Regions from separate parts of the Mus musculus genome. Here region 1 is linked to region 2. Evidence: chromatin loops called from intact Hi-C (ENCODE). Cell type or tissue: left cerebral cortex. All regions are shown on one strand.

Region 1 (5,000 bases), 57 kb after region 2:
TATAAGAACACATACTTAAAAAAAAAAAGCACACTCCCCAATCCAGTGGAAAGAAAGGCTGGTAAAGAAATAGCTGCAAAACTATATGATAATTAAAGCAGGACGTTGACATTTTCCCCACATAGGAAAAGAACACAGAGGCAGAAGAAATGGCTTCTTGTGTGATAAGGCTTAAAATGGGAGGTGTGGTTCTTGTTGGTGGCTGTATTAGTTGTCCTTGCTATGGTGATGATATGCAGGAAAAGAAGTTACTTAAGGATGGAAGAATATTTTGGTTCATAGATTAGGGTGTAAAGTAACGCTCTGATCTATGTAACATAACAAGTAGGGCTTAGTACAGGGCAGGTTAGGCATAGTCTAGAGATGTGGTTGGTTATATTGTTTCCATAGCCACAATGTAGTGACAGATGAATGCTTGGCACCCAGCTGGCTTCCTCCTTTCTCCCAGCCCATAGGATGCTACTACCTACATTCAGAGTGGTACTTCCAGGCTTAGTTAACCCTCCTGGAGAGACCATTACAGACAAATCCAGAGGTGTTCCTCATTAATGCCTGGGTGTTAATCATCAGAATTATCAGATGTGTGTGATGTCAACGGTTTGCATTTTAAAACATCTAATTTTTAATATCCACTTATTCAGAAAGATTGGCTCGTATGCTAAGCTGATGGAAGTTGGCGAGCTCATGATCACCACTAGGCAGTCCAGAGACTCAAGGAGCTGATTGTGCAGGTCTTGTCTGAGCTACAGCTCAAAGACAGACAGACAGGAGGAGCCAGCAGTTTCTTCTGTTCTGCCCATCGTAATCAGCTCTTGAATTCCATTTGGACCTTCAACAGATTGCATGAGATGCCCACCCACATTGGGATGGGCGATCTGCTTTATTCAGACTGTTGGTGTAAAATGTTAATCCTGCCAAAGACACCTTCAGAGAAACACTTAAAATAGTTGTTGACTGAATGTTTGGCTTAATAAACAGACATAAAATTAACCATCACAGCAACAAACCTGCTGAGAAAATTAAGATAGAAACTGGCTACAAGAGACCCACCAATGGGATTCCCACAGCCCTTTGTCGTCTGACACAGGCTGGGAGCAAGTGGGAATTCATTATTGTATCCAGCAGCTCCTTGTTTCTTTATATGTAAGGCTTGTCACATAACAGCATGCTCGGCCTGGGGGACGCAATGGAGAGCTGAACGGCTCTTATCCTGTGGCCATTTTCCCTGCTGTAGAGATGCCGTAATCAGTGGCTTGCAGACACAGAATCTGACACACTGTACTTGGCAATGGTGACAGAAAAGTACAAAAGAGCCACAGCCTGGGAGCCGAGTAGCAGTTACAGAAGGTCTCCTTGACCGAGTGGGGCATCAGCTGAGGCTTCAGGGAAAGGGGGGTGGGGGGGCAAAATACAGGAGAGAAGAAAGGAAGCTGGCATTTGCTCAGCAGGCATGTTTTTTGGCAATTGGACTAATTCTCTGAGGTGACCAGAAAAAAAAAATCTAACCTCGTGAATCTTGTAGTCCACTGAGGGGCAGAGGTGAGGTGGAGACACATACACATGATAAGCTGCATTATGACTGGGTACTGAAAATGTTGACCAGGGTGAGCTTCCTCGGGAACATGGGAAGATGAGGGTCATGTTGCTAGTCCCCAAGGCGGTGGCATTTGAACAAGGACTTAAAAAAATAAAATAAAATAAGAGAGCTGACTGCGTGGACATTTGGAGGATGGCATTCAAGAAAAAGAAATGTAAACGAATGGCCTATGGCTAGTCCGAACATGGAGCTGGGGGACAGGAGCAGCACATTGTGAGGCATGTGGGCAAAAGCACGGACAATGACGCCATCATAGCGCAGCACGGGACAGCGCAGCACTGGGCAGCACAGCACCGCAGCATGGAGCAGGACGTCACGGAGCAGTGTAGCACGGGGCAGTGTAGCAACACACTGGACAGCATGACATGGGCAGTGCAACACAGGGCAGCACAGCTCGGGGCAGCACAGCATAGGACAGTGTAGCATGGGATAGCGCAGCACAGGGTAGTACACGAAGCAGGGCAGCATCACAGTGTAGCTCTGGGCAGTGCAGCTCAGGGCAGTGTAGCACAGGACAGGACAGCACGGGACAGTGCAGCACGGGGCAGCGCAGCATAACAGTGCAGCTTGGTACAGTGTAGCACGGAGGATGAACACACTATAGGAGAATGTATGTCGTCACCACAGCCCGTGCCTGCCATGCTGACTATCTCAAAGGCTATACAAGACTACTCAGAGTAACTATCACAAGATCATTCCTGCAGCCTGCATCCTGGCTCTGTTCACTATGAACATTGTGGTACTAGTAGTTATTTAATCTTCCCACGAATGTGAAAAACGGTGGTTCTAGTACTAGATTACATTGTTGCTATGACAACTGATTTAATGAGTGTGGGTGGGGTGCTTATGAGTAGATGTATTAGCTTGAGTCTTTATTCTCAGCATTTCTGTGGGGACCTGGGAGACATGGACAGAATTCCCCCAAAGCTTACAGGCCAGCTAGCTTGGGGCCAGTTGGCTTGAACTGTGTTGTAGGGAATAGTAAATATCCTACTTCAGATCTAGGTTGGAGGGGAGAACTTCTACATGAGAGGAATAACATGGGTACTCCTGCGCACGCACGCGCACACGCACACACACTGTATCAAGATGGAAACATTCCATCCGGTAGGGAAGTTCCTTAGGCAGGAAGGTAAACAACTCATAAGTCCATGTTAACCCACCTGCTTCCCTAGGTCCCTCCCCGCTAGAGTAAGAGAGAAAAGCTGAGAGTCCCTCTCAGAGGCGTGAAACTGAGCTTCCAAGAAGCCTCTTAGTCTCTTAGGGCCTGAAAAGAAGACTCTGAGACCAGATAGGCTGCCTGGACGAGGCTGAGCCCACTTGGAAAGGACACCTTTCTACCTGCTGAGCTGCCTGCAGGCAGTGTCCTCCAGGTTCCCAGCTTTGTGAGCTGTCACTCATGCTGGGGAGGACTTTGGTGATGTGGCTGTCTTTGTGTCATTTCTGCTCCTGGGAGTAACCCTTCACCCATATTCCTGTAAGTAACCCCAATTAAACTCATTGGTTCACCACGTTGGACTTTGGTGGTATCTGTACTTCGGTCTATCATGGCTTCCCTATTTGGGATGAATAGATGGGTATGTTGCATCTCTCTGGGAAGTTTTGTCATACAACACACACACACACACACACTCATAATGTACAGACATTCATGCATAATGCACACTTCAATCAGAGAGTCTCTGCAGGAGTAGAACTGCCAGTCTGTACTTTATCCCTACAGCTTTGCTTCCGGAGACCATGTCCCCTTGAACACAAGACATCAGTCAAACTCTACCCAATGCCCAGACCTGACTAGCAAGAAGCTGTGAGAAAAAGCTTGCCCTCTGCAACAGGCATCTGATTAGTATCTGGAAGGGTCAAAGGAAGGTCTTCCAAGTCTGGGTGAGGAGCAGCTATCTTTGCCAGGATGGGTGATCTGTGCTCTGGGCACTGTTGGAATGCTCAATCAACCATACGGACATGAGATTAAGGCTCTGCTTGGAGGCCTGACTGGTTTGCTAAATTCTCATTCCATGTTTGTACAAGGACAGTTAAGCCCAGATAACATTCTCGTACCTTCCCTGAACATATTTATTCCTTTAGAATTGGAAAAAAAAAAAAGAGTCTCAATGCTCTTTAAAATAACCTCACAAATTGTGAAGGTCTTAAATTTTTTGATAAAAACCAGTAATATGTTTACAGGCATTATTGAAGCATTGATTTCTTGTAGGGCATTTCAAACAACTCCTAACTCCCCTGGTTTCCTCCCTAGACAGAAATTAAAATCAACCATGCAACTATTTAAAGTTTAAACACACTTGAATTTGTTACTCTCAAAGCATCAAAGTCACAAAACACATGCATGAATGGCCTAAAGGAAGAATTTACCTTGGCTCCTGGCTTCGGGGCTCCCTGCCCACAGCCCCCAGTCTTGTTAATTCTGGGCACATGGAGTAGGAAGACCATGGAGATGAGCAGTACATCTCATGGCTATCAGGAAGGTAGCAGCAATAGAAACAGAAAGGGCCTGAAGACAAGGTATGCCCCCCATAGGACAACTCCAGACATTTCCAGTACCCCTAAACAAAGTCAGGAAGAATCCAATACATGTGCCCATGGGTGACAGTTCACACTCAAAGTACCTTGTGCCCTATATTGTCAATAAGAAAGTATTTTTAAGTTATAGTGACAGTATAATAGAAAGATCTGTCTTGTTTTGTTTTGAGATTTTGCTGTGGCATTTATTATTCTTTACCCCTCATTTGTGCAATGAATTTGAATGGCTATTTTTATATAAATTTCATTTGTGCAATGAATTTGAATGGCTATTTTTATATAAATTTCATATACCACAAATCCTCAAAACTAATATTTGTAAAAATGTGAGTTAAAGTAAAAGAAAATCAGTATGAATTGCAAAATGCAATTACTTTGTATGTTAAAGCCATTACATCTTAACAAATGCTAATTTCTTTTTTTATTAATCATTCCATTCATTTACATCTCAAATGATACCCCACTTCCCAGTTACCCTTCCACAAGTTCCCCCATCCCACAACCTCCCTATCCTCCCTCCCCTTGCCTCTATGAGGGTGAATCCCCACCTACTCTTTCCCACCCCACCCCTCCAACATCCCCCTACTCTGGGGCATCAAACCTCCACAGGATCAAGGGCCTCCCCTTCCATTGATGCCACACAAGGCCATTCTCTGCTAACTATGTCTGTGGAACCAGGGATCCCTCCCTGTACACTCCTTGGTGGGTGGGTGGTCTAGTCCTTGGGAGCACTGGGTGGTCCAGCCAGCTTATGGGTGTCCAAGTACTTATGCTTACTATATATTCTAAATCTCAGGAGGCAGGGTTTGGAGCTCTAAAATTAGCCATCTTCTGTGGGAGTCCCTGCAGGTGCCATACAGGGAAC
Region 2 (5,000 bases):
GTGTGTGTGTGTGTGTGTGTATGAGAGAGAGAGAGAGAGAGAGAGAGAGAGAGAGAGAGAGAGAATTCACAGGCACATTATGCACATCTGTGGATGTGAGTGTGAAGGCCACAGGTCAACATCAGGTGACTTCTATTGCTCACCACCTTAATTTTGAGACAGTGTTTCACTGGGCCTGGTGGACTTCAGCAGGAGTCAGGAGAGCCGTTCAGAAAGCCTCAGGGTGAGCCTGTCCCTCTCCTGCCCACAGCACTGGGGCTACCGGTATGTGCTCAGGTTTTATGTGGGTGCCAAGGCTCTGAGTTCAGGTCCTTCCTCATCCCAGCATGCAAAGCAGAGTCTTACTCATTTTCATTCATGTCTTCTGCCTTATTTATTTCTCCAGGTGTCTTAATGATACCTTTCTGATTTTCCCCATGTTTCTGCTCAAATTTTACTGTAGAAATTGTGCCAACTCTGATGGCCTTTGTTCATCCTATCCTTCATTCTCTAACATTTTCAAGTCTATTTCCCTTAATTCTTTCTTTACAACATTGACCATCCCTGAACATAATTATCATTTTATTGCTTATTGCCAGATTTCAGCTAGAAGTTAACTCCCCTGATGCCAGCATCATTATTTCCCTCACTGATGCATCCCCAGAACATGCCACACAGGATAGTTTCGCTTCACTTTTGTCAAAGGATATACACATATATACACATGTACTCATGCAAAAAAAAACACACAGAGGCAAATATACACATATGTACCTCAAATATAAACACATATTTTTACATATAAGCACATTTGAATACATATAAGTGTGCATGCACATACATACATGTTCATGGACAGGAGTACACATAAAATGAGCATGTATACATACATGCAAATATACATGTACACACAGTTAAATATGGACACACAGTCATATGTATCACACATATATGTGAACAAGGCAAAAACATATACACCCATCAATTCACTGATGGAGGTGCTCTCACACAAAAGCACACACACACATATATAAACATATGTAGGCACACATATGAATAAACACTCTAGCACATGTACATATGCCATCATGTAAATACCATGAAGGTGCAAAGAGTGTATAGCATATACATACACACAATGCCCACAAATGTACATGTGCATACATATGCACAATTGAATGTGAATATGCCCACACATGAATGTATAAGTATACATATGCAATACAGCATATACCCAGACACATGCATTTGTATGTACATACATACACTCACAGGCATACACATACAAAGTTGCATATACCACATTGAGCATATATGTGTGCACAGAAGCATGTTTGGGTACATATAAATACACACAGGCATGAATACACTTACCCACATGTACACACTTACAATGCCCACATGCATATCCACACACACACATACATACATGCATTCACCAGAATACATACTTTAAAAACAAAGCTGCCTTGTTAATTAAACTGGGTTATTAATCCCTTCTTCTCTGGGTAAACACACAGACAGGTAATGAGAGTGTTGCTGGACTCTTCTGATTTCTGTTTTCCATCCCTATTCTTCCTGGGCAGATAGAGACGATGGAATGCTGGAGTAAGTGGGTCTGACTGTGTTAGCCTGGCTCAGAAAAGTGATCAATGGATAGAGTAATTCTGCTTCATGCCTTTCTGAATTCTTCCTCTTTGTGCTTTGGTTTCTGCCTCGTCATTTTCAGGAGACACTTCAGGGCACTGTGTAAGACTCTGCAGCTTGTCTTAACTTTTTATCCCACTGGGTTGGATCAGCGTGGCGGGTTTGGGAAGACAGCCAGAGCTCCGTGTTTGCATTTGCTCCAAAGAGATGCCCACTTACTGCAGGCTTGCTCAGTAGAGAATGCAAATGCCACACCTCACAGCATTGAGCCAACTCACTCCCCCAGAGCGGCCTCCCCAGAACCCCTGTGCTTGTCACGTTTTCATCTTCCATGTCTTTGTGTGGTTAAATCATAACTTCAAGTCAATCTAAACCATTCTTATATGCAAGGGTGGAAATGCATGTGATGTTCCGACTCGCAGAACCCACAGAGGAATGCTACTGTTGCTTTGCAGCAATGCTAGCTCTGAACATGAAATGAAGTAAAACCCTGAGTTTTTCTCGCCCTGCATTTAAATCAGTGCCTTTGAATTCTTTATGAAAACATGCTGTAGTTATTTTTAACTCTTTGGCATGCTTTACATTTTCTATCTCATCTTTTTTTTCTCTTCCACCATTCTTTTCTGTTGTACTCAAGTTGGTCTCCTACTCATTTATAGGTTGGATTTCCCCAGTCTTCATGTTGCTTGAAGGGAGAGGGAAGACAATTCTCTCTCTCTCTCTCTCTCTCTCTCTCTCTCTCTCTCTCTCTCTCTCCCTCTCTCTCTCTCTCTGAATCTGTGTGTGTGTATGTATTCTCTGTGTGTCTGTGACTTTCTTTCCGTGTGTCTCTTTGTCTCTCTGCCTACGCTTGTGTGTGTGTATCATTCTCTGTGTGTCTATGTGTCTGTTTCTCTCTCTTTCTCTGTATCCGCAACTTCCTCTGTGTGTGTCTCTTTGTCTCTCTGTCTATGTATGTGTGTATCATCCTCTGTCTCTGTCTCTCTGCCTCTCTTCCTGTCTATCTCTCCGTGTGTGTGTGTGTGTGTGTGTGTGTGTGTGTGTACAAATCTCATAACTTTCAATCAGACTCACAAGGAAGCAGATGGCTGATTTACAGTGCACAGTCTTAAAGCCTGGTTTAAGGCAGTACATAGCATTTTTGAAGCCTGGATGCCAGCTTGCTATACAGTGAGAAACAAAGGCAAAAACAAAAAAAATCTAAGCTGCTACCATACTGATCGCCCAGATGTCAAAGCCCGCTCAGGCTGAAGCGGCAGTGAGGAGCGCGGATGCAGCCTTACCGGACAGCACTTCCGCTTCCAGCAGCTGCTCCTGGTCAGTAGGGCTTTCTGCCTGTGGCACCAGTAGCTGCTCCTTCTGGAACACCTCCCATGAACTCAGTGCTCCCTTGCTTACAGCCTTGAGTGATGGCATCTGCATTTAGATCATTTTCCTACTGTGGCTTGTCAATCTAGTTTCTTACGCATTTTCTGGGGGCCGAGTGTGTTTACTGTTCTTGATAAGTTGACTTTTTGAGCAATAATAAAAATGTTTATTTTCTTCTAACCCTAACAGTTTTACATTCTAGTTTTGTGAAAGATTCTAGTGTACCTGTTCCAGGTTTCTGCCTCTGGCTTCTGTCGTTTCTCAGCTGTATTAACGTGGCCCTGCTTCCTTCGGCGGCCTCTGAGATTTCTCTTATCTTCATTTAAAGGGCTTTTACCATGATTTGGCTGTTAAAGGTTTACTACTATTCTGGTTTGGTTCACAGTAATTCCTGAATAAAGAACTCAAGGTTGTTAATTAACTCTGGAAAATCACAGTTTACCATCCTCTAGAAGTTAGCATTGGCTCCCATTCTGTTCCTCCTACCCTAGTGAAGACCCCGTGATGGAATTCCACTGTCTGATTTAAGTACGGACAGACCTGCTTTCTGAGGTTGCATCTGCTCAGCATTTCTTTGCCCATCATCTTTGTTTGAAAGGATTTCATTATTACTTCACCCCACGTTTTACTTGTTAAATATACAATTATTTTGTTGTTTTGGTTTGGTTTTGTCATAATTTGCCTTTAAGCCTTATACTTAAAGGTATTAACCACCTATGCCTGGCTCTATATAAATATATATTATATGTGTATTATATAACTATATTAATATATCATATAGTTATGTGTTAATATATTAAACATATATATACTATACAATGTTGATATATTAAATATTGGATACAATTGACATATTAATAATTAATTTATATAATTATAGTTATAAATATATAATATAAATAGAATTATAATTGATAATACAATAAATATGATTAATTATATATTCTATATACATACATACACATACACACACACACACACACATATATATACACACACATACATATATATATATATATATATATATATATATATATATATATATATATATATATATATATATATATATATATATATATATATTTGGTTGGTAGTTTTCCATCATGAGGCTCAGGAGAATGTGGGCACTGCCCTGGGGTAGACAGCTGTGTTACTTAGTTACTTACTTTCTTTTTTGAAATTAGATTTTCATACAATATACTATGGTTGTGGTTTCCCTTCATCCAACTCCTCCCAGTCCTCCCTAATTCCCCACCCAAGTCGCCATCCCTGGCCCAGAATCTATCCCCAATTGATAACCTCTGGTAAAAGCAAAAGAAGTGGTTTCCAGTGGAACCCCCTGGGTGTACACACCTTTCTTAGGGCGGGCTCCTCACACAGCAGTATATGACAAACACAAAATGAACCCAGTGCACTTTTGGAAGTTGTTTTGTTTTGTTTTAGTTTTTTATCTCACAGTGCTTTGTCTGGGCAATTTTTTTTTAACCTTACAGATCTTTTGTTTGTATGTTTCGGCTTCCTGTGTTGTTTTTATGGGTTTTCTGTGTTTCCATGTCTGTAGTTACGTTCCTTGCTGCTGTGATCAGACACCTGATGAAATCAGCTTAAAGAATGAAGCTTTGCTCTGGATCACAGTTTGAGGACACAGCCCATTGAGGAGGGAGGGTATGGCAGCAAGAACTTGAGGGCAGGGCGCATTTCGTCCACAGTCCCAGCCCCTGTAGTGGCTTTGTCCTCATTTATGGTTTATCTTCACATCTTAGTGAATGTAATCTAGAAAATCTTTCACAGATATCCAAACGCTTGTCTCGTCCATGACTCTGGATCCTGCCATGTGGACAGTATTAGCCATCGCATCCAGTTCCTAGAATTCATTCCCACATGCCTCTCCTATGGCACCCCTTGACATAATCCCTCTAATATCCTATGACATAATTCTCTTACACAAATTTTTCAAAGAATCTACACATTTCCCCAAAGCTTTGCAATGGAGGGTAACTTGTGTA

Evidence for each region. Peaks named below come from ENCODE experiments on the same cell type or tissue, not always from the same donor. Only the 100,000 strongest peaks of a DNase experiment are listed, where the experiment ranks them.
Region 1: it touches region 2 in a loop (2.3-fold over the local background); 1 of 42 quality-filtered maps calls a loop at or near these places.

Annotation. Positions count from the first base shown.
Region 1 is chr15:95,133,466-95,138,465 of GRCm38, reverse strand. The region is part of intron 2 of LOC100043315 (a long non-coding RNA gene); the gene reads left to right. Among named protein-coding and RNA genes, the nearest start is that of Gm30810, 56 kb to the right of the region's middle. In left cerebral cortex, no CTCF peak of the experiment used is centred here; DNase peaks (open chromatin) are centred at 953 and 2,371; H3K27ac peaks cover 266 bases.
Region 2 is chr15:95,190,942-95,195,941 of GRCm38, reverse strand. All of the region lies in intron 1 of Gm31075 (a long non-coding RNA gene), which reads left to right. Among named protein-coding and RNA genes, the nearest start is that of Gm31075, 10 kb to the left of the region's middle. In left cerebral cortex, no CTCF peak of the experiment used is centred here; DNase peaks (open chromatin) are centred at 1,840 and 2,755.